2 separate regions of the Homo sapiens genome follow, and region 2 is linked to region 1. A link is a contact called in ENCODE Hi-C or POLR2A ChIA-PET data. All regions are on one chromosome and are shown on one strand. The core of a region is the stretch at or near the end of the contact, and the rest is flanking DNA. Distances in the headings are between cores, read along the strand shown.

Region 1 (3,197 bases), core at 72-2,571:
CTTGAACCTGGGAGGTCGAGGTGCAGCGAGCTATGATCGTGCCACTGCACTCCAGCCTGTGTGACAGAGTAAGACCCTGTCTCAAAAAATATAAAGTATTTAACCAACAAACATACTCACACATGCGCAGAAGACGCTGCTCCTGCAGACTGGCTTCTTCACTGTTTCCTAAACACATCAGGCATACTCCCAAAGAGGGCTTTGCCTGCACTTACCTTCTAACCTACTTCTTCTACTCTACAATGTACTCATTCAGTACACCTGTGGTTGATTGTCCACGTTCTCACTTAGAATGTAACAGGACATAGACTGTAAAAGACAGATTTGTTTTGTTCAGTGATGTATCTCAAACACACTGAACAGAGCCTGGCACACAGAGATGCTGAATAAGTATTTGTTAAATCAATCCTCAAAGTATTCGTTGCAGCATTATTGAAAACAACGGATTGGACATGACCTAAATGACTAAGTGAATACAGCACTAGCACACAGACGTGAAAAAGACTGAGGTAGAGGAATGTGAAATGATCTCCAAGATACACGGTGCAGAAGAGTGTGTTTAGCAGGCTACTATTTGTACAAAAAAAGGGTAAAAAGTCGTGTGTGCACGGATATAAACAATCTTTCTGTAAGAATGCAAACTGGGGCTGGGAGGAAACCTTGCTTCATTTACATTGCGTACCACTGTATATTACATACCCATCACATACACATGAGCCTGTGTTGCTGTTCAGTGGTAAGAAATCATTTAAAAATAGAAAAAAGAAGGAAGGAGGGAAGAGAGAAAGAAAGAAAAGGAATAAAAACCAAGCAGGGGAAGAGCCAGGGACCATTTGGTCAGCCTGCAATCCTCCCAAAGTGCGACAAGGGAGTTGAGGTCGGAGGTGGGGCGCGTGGGGGAGGAATCCGACCACCAGCTGTGTGCCTTCGATGAGCTTTCAACAAGGGTAACAGCAAGCTGCTCAAGACTGTAGGAAACACAGGGCTTCGCCGCGACCACGGTCAAGACGGCACCGGGCCTTGGGAACAACGTGAACAGAATCACCCAGGAAGCCGCGGGAGCGCGCGAACACGGGAGAAGGGAAGCAGGTTGCCACAGAAGAGCAACCCGAGCGGGGCCTCAGGGCAGTCGCACACACGAGGTTCCGAGCCCCCGGTGTCAGCGGCATCCCAGGGCCCCTCCCGTGTTCGGAAATCGCCGCAGCCTGTGGGAGAGCCACTCACCCCTTGCAGCGGCCGGGAATTCTCGTAACTCGCTCCGCACGGCTTCCAAAGCCGCCTCCGCCATGGCTGCGTCAGCGCCGGCCGAGACCCCGCCTTTCCCCGACGCCCCGCCGCAGGCCACACCCCAAGCACTCGCCCCGCCCTCCCCAGAGTCCCCGCCGCAGGCCACACCCCCAGACCCTCGCCCCGCCCTTCCAGAGGCACCCGCCGCAGGCCACACCCCCAGCACCCCGCCCCGTCCTGCCCCTGGACACACACCGGGTTCTGCCACCGAAGCGGTGGAGCGACTGGCAGCGCCCGCTTCGGCCTGCCCCACTGGCCGGCATCCCAGGGTTAACAAACAATTGTGTTTATTGACAAGTTCATACATCAGTACAAACGGGCACGTTAAAAACAGCGCCCCCGCCCCATGCAGCCGAGGATGAGGCAGGAAGCGCCGCGACCTGCACAAAGTATAAAAGTTATAAATAAGGGGCTTTCAAAACAAGGCGGGGGCAAATCTGGAGTGGGGCGGCGGTTGCCGGTGGCCTCAGACATGCAGAAGGGGACGGGGCGCCGGCCGGGCCACGAGGCCCCCCACCCACATGGGGCAGAGGGCAGGAAAAGGGCGGCCACATTCTCACAAACTTCTGGCGAAGGGTAGCTCCCTCCTCGTGAAGGACCTGGCCCAGAGGGCGAACCTGAGTCCCACCTGCGGTGGGCGCGGCTGGTGTGGGAAGTCGGGGCACAGCAGGCACGGGCCCGCCCCCGCCGCCGCGGGAGTTCCAGGGCCATGCGGGTGGCGATGCTAGAGGAGTGGGGAAGGGCCAGGTTTGGAGCAGCTCAAGCGCACTCAGGCTGATGCCCCGGAGCTGGGAACCTTTTGTAACCCTTTTTCTTTTTTTTTTTTGAGATGGCGTGTAGCTTTGTCACCTAGGTTGGAGTGCAATGGCGCGATCTCGGCTCACTGCAACCTCCACCTCCACCTCCAGGGTTCAAGCGATTCTCCTGCCTAAACCTCCCGAGTAGCTGGGATTACAGGCGCCCACCACCACGCCCAGCTAATTTTTTTATTTTTAGTAGACAGGGTTTCACCATGTTGGCCAGGCTGATCTCGAACTCCTAACCTCAGGTGATCCACCCGCCTCGGCCTCCCAAAGTGCTGGGATTACAGGCTTGAGCCACCACACCTGGCCCAGAACCCATTTCTTTATAAGCCTCTGCCTATGGCGCAGCAGGGCGGGTGAAGGGGCTCTCGTGGCCTGAAGCTGTGGTAAAGCTGCTCTGACTTACCTGCAGCAGAGGGGAGCAGTAGGGCCCAGAAAAACCTTTCCTCAACTCTTCAACTGCCTCACGACATGGTCCCACTCTACCTCCTAGGGTCCCCTATCTCCTTTCCCTCACCCCTAATTACTGCCCTTTTACATTCTAACTTATCCCCTCACCTCTGCCACTTACCTGTCCCATCTACCACTTTTCTAGTGTCTCCTTTGGCCCCAGCACCTCCCTCCTCTCAAACTCCAGTATCCAGCACACCCGTGGGTGCCCAGCACTGCCTTTGAGGAGGCTCCTTCTACCTAAACCAGGTGTCCTATGGGCTATCTCGTATCAGCTAGGCTGTGGACACCAAGAATCCAGAATCTGGGTTCACTTAGTGTACTGCACCCCTTTTCTGCTCCCTGATAGGTGTTCCACATAAGCCAGGGTGGTGAAGCTGAGGCAGGATGTGAGGAAACCAGGCACACAGCAGCCAGCCAGATACTCTAGCAACCAACACTCAACAGCGTGCTGTGCAGGTAGGTGTGTGTGTGTACATGTGTGCACGTGCATGCGTGTGATCTCATCTGTGGCTGAGGTCCTCAGGAGGTAGGCCAGCGCCCCGTAAACGAGGGATGTTCCAACACAGGCTTCTGACTAAGCATCATTCAGGATGCAGGGAGAAGGTGGCCTCTGGGCTCCAGCAGCCGGCTGGGGTCCAGGGTGGAGGACAGGGA
Region 2 (3,027 bases), core at 75-2,574, 330 kb after region 1:
TGGCGGGCGTCAGGAATGACTTAACAGTGCCCAGGGCTGTGTTTTCCGAGGGTCAGACCTGGTCCCAGAACACCCAGGCTATCAGAGGCAGAGACTAGCAGAGTGATCCTGCCCCCTTGCAGCCTCAGTTTACCGCCCCTCTCTGCCGCGCTCAGGAGCGGCGAGCCGGGAAGATGGGAGGCAGGGCGCGCACTGGGTGGGCTGCGTTCCGCTCCCAGCCAGAGCTCCCAGGCCCACGCCCCTCCCTCCCCTGCGTCCACGCCTCGTGCGGGCGCTGGGAGCAGACGGCAGCGGCTCCCGAGCAGAGCCTGGAGCGCCGCTCCACTCCCACTCAGGAGAGGGAAACCGTGGCAACGGCGGGGGTGCGGCCGCGGCACCGGAGAGGGGGCGGGGGGTAAGGGAAACTCTCCTTCGCCTCTCTCCTTCCGAGGGTTCACCCGGCAAGGCTCAGCCCCTCCGATCCCTCCTGTCCTAACCCACAGCCAACAAGGTCCGCTACCCCCGCTTCGCCCAGTCCCCGCGGCGGGTCGCCTGCTCCTCGCCCCGCTTCTTAGACGCCCCAGGGCCAGCGCCACGACCCGCCGGCGGAGCCGAGGTGAAAGTTGCCCAGGCGAGAGGTCGGCCAGGCGCCTCCCTCTGACCCCCAGATTCCTCCTAAACCGCGAGAACAGGACCTTCCGCTGGAGGGAGCATGGACAGGAGCGGGTCCTCCGGGAGCACCCAGCCAGGTCCCCCGTGCAGCCCCCGCGCCCGGCGCTGGCCCCGCCCCCGCGGCCCGTACCTGACCCACGTCCTCGCCCGCTTCCAGCTGCACGTTGCCGCGGCTCCGGCTCTCACTGTCGCTCAGCAGGTCGTCCTCCGAGTCCTCGAGCAGCGACGAGGAGCCAGTGGAGGAGACCGACGAGGTGGAAAGGCGGCGCGGCTGCTGCAGGTGCGAAGAGCCCGCTGCCGGGAGGCAGTCCCTCTCCCGCTCCGGCGGCCCAGGGCTGGTCGGGGGCACGTCGGGCTCCTCGGCTGTCACGGTCAGCTGAGGGATCACCGGGGCCGGGGGAGCCCGCGGAAGCCCGTTGGGGACCTGTCCCCCACGCCGCTTGGCCCCGCGGGCCCGGGGCTCCCCCGCGGCGGCGGCCGCAGCGACCGCCGCACAGCGCGCCTCGAAGAGCAGGCGCAGCTCCCCGACACTCCGGCGCGGGGCCCGCTCCAGCCCCGGGCTGCAGGGCCTCGCGCCCCCCGGCCGCGCCATGCCCGTTGGGCCCCCGGGCAGGGTCATTTCCCAGTGCCGGCGCCGCCGCTGAGCCCACCAGCCCGCGGCGCGCCGGGGACTGGAGCGGCTCGGCGCCCCCGGCTGGAGACGGCCCCGGGGCGGAGCCTGCGCCGCTGCACGCCCGCGCCCCGCCTCGGCCGCGCCCCCCGCCCACTCCTTCCACTTTCAGAGAAAGCGCGGGCCTCCCAGGGCCCCTGCGAGGGAGAGAAGGCTCTCGGTGACTCCTCGGGGTGGCGGGGAAGTCCAGCCTCCGTAGGCACAAAACCTGGGCCCGGGCCCCGAGGCTTCGCTCCGCCTGCCCTCGGGGAGGTGGGAGGGGCCGCTCCGCGCTGGGGCCTCGCAGCCTTCCCGGGCTTCGCGGCTGGGAGAGATTCCTCCAGGCCGCTCCACAGGCCCTGTCCCCGCGCAGGAGAAGCTGGTCCTACTCTTGGTCCCCTACCCCGTTCCTCGGGTTCCTTTGCGTGTTCATCCCTCCCGGGCAAGGGCTTCAAGTCTCGGGGCCTTTCTCCGGCCCGAGCTCCTGAGCAGAGTTGAAGGCCCCCGGCTTCCCGAAGAAGCCCCACCCCAGGGCGTGCACCCAAGTGGAGACTCTGCCCCAGGGACTAGCTGAGGCTGCTCCCCGCAAGTTCCCCACTTCCCGGCGGGCAGAGAACAAGGTCAGGGGGCGGGGCCTGGATCTGTCCCCATGGCCCAGCCTAGTCCCGGGCTGCATCTCCCCCGCTGCTGGGTGGCAGGAGCTGAGCCCGCCTTCCTCCTCCTCTGTTATAGGAGCTCGGGGCTTGGAGTCCGCCGTGTGGCGTTCAGCAAGTCATTTCACCTCCCTCGACTGCGGATTCTCCCGTTGCTGCGAGAATAAAATAAAAGACTTGAAATCAGGTACACCACACTCTAGATGTGATTTGTAGGCAGTCCCTTTACTCCCTCCGTATATTTCTGCATTTGTACATTTAGAAAAACCTCATCCAACCCACAGAGTTGTGTCTGTAAAACTAGGAAGACAGCACTGATGTTTAAGAGTTTCAGACACTGCAAAGTGCTTATCAGTGTCATTCCATGTGGATCTTCGGCCACTTCCCATGTTGGTAGTCAGCTGACCGACCGGCGAGGCTGCTTTGAGGAGAAGCCACTGTTTCCTATCTTACCATAGTGCCACAGGAGTGAGGGTCCCCCCTCAGGCACTCAGTGTCTGGGGATGGCTGGGGCCCTGGAGACAGAGCAGCCCCAGAAGGATTGCCTTGGATGCTGAGATGGCCGCAGGAGGGGCTTTCCTTCCCTTCTCTCCCCTCAGCCAGGGCTCAGGAATGGCCCAGGAGAAGGAAAGAAGAAGGTTCAGTGGGAAGACGGGAATCTTCGGCAAAGCATAGTGGCTCAGGCTTGTAACCCCAGCACTTTGGGAGGGCAAGGCGGGCAGATTGCTTGATCCCAGGAGTTCGAGACCAGCCTGGGCAACATGGCAAAACCCTGTCTCTACTAAAAATACAGAATATTAGGCAGGTGTGGTGGTGTGCACTTGTAGTCTCAGCTACTCGGGGAGAGGCTGAAGTGGAAGGATCACTTGAGCCTGGGAGGTCGAGGCTGCAGTGAGCTGAGATCACCACCACACTCCACCACCACACTCCACACTCTAGCCTGGGCAACAGAGTGATAACTTGTCTCAAAAAAAAAAAAAAAAAAAAAAAAAAAAGCTGAGTGTGGTGGCATGCACCTGTGGTCCCAGCTACTTAGGAGGCTGAGGTGAGAGGATTATTTGAGCCCAGGAGGTC

Evidence for each region. Hi-C counts contacts between places; a loop is a spot of excess contacts on that map. ChIA-PET counts read pairs that join two places held with the same protein, here RNA polymerase II (POLR2A). Pooled maps may share reads with other maps.
Region 2: a map of CD8-positive, alpha-beta T cell shows a loop between it and region 1 (2.4-fold over the local background). The contact joins the promoter of ITPKA here to the promoter of JMJD7-PLA2G4B in region 1. A Hi-C loop is called at or near these places in 1 of 168 maps with a recorded cell type or tissue (CD8-positive, alpha-beta T cell) and 10 of 50 pooled maps. POLR2A ChIA-PET finds 5 or more read pairs at or near these places in 3 of 52 experiments (activated T-cell, endothelial cell of umbilical vein and naive thymus-derived CD4-positive, alpha-beta T cell).

Annotation. Positions count from the first base shown.
Region 1 is chr15:41,826,216-41,829,412 of GRCh38, reverse strand. It overlaps JMJD7-PLA2G4B (JMJD7-PLA2G4B readthrough), which reads right to left and starts at 1,321. Exons shown (of 25, transcript NM_005090.4): 1 at 1,225-1,321. The coding sequence starts at 1,288. MAPKBP1 (mitogen-activated protein kinase binding protein 1) reads right to left here. Exons shown (of 31, transcript NM_014994.3): 31 at 1,558-3,197. It overlaps JMJD7 (jumonji domain containing 7), which reads right to left and starts at 1,321. Exons shown (of 8, transcript NM_001114632.2): 1 at 1,225-1,321. The coding sequence starts at 1,288. RefSeq lists a silencer at 1,344-1,433 and enhancers at 1,168-1,462, 1,494-1,723, 2,769-3,197.
Region 2 is chr15:41,492,171-41,495,197 of GRCh38, reverse strand. It overlaps ITPKA (inositol-trisphosphate 3-kinase A), which reads right to left and starts at 1,324. Exons shown (of 7, transcript NM_002220.3): 1 at 782-1,324. The coding sequence starts at 1,270. RefSeq lists silencers at 705-754, 865-1,044, 1,065-1,684 and enhancers at 1,421-1,921, 1,922-2,422.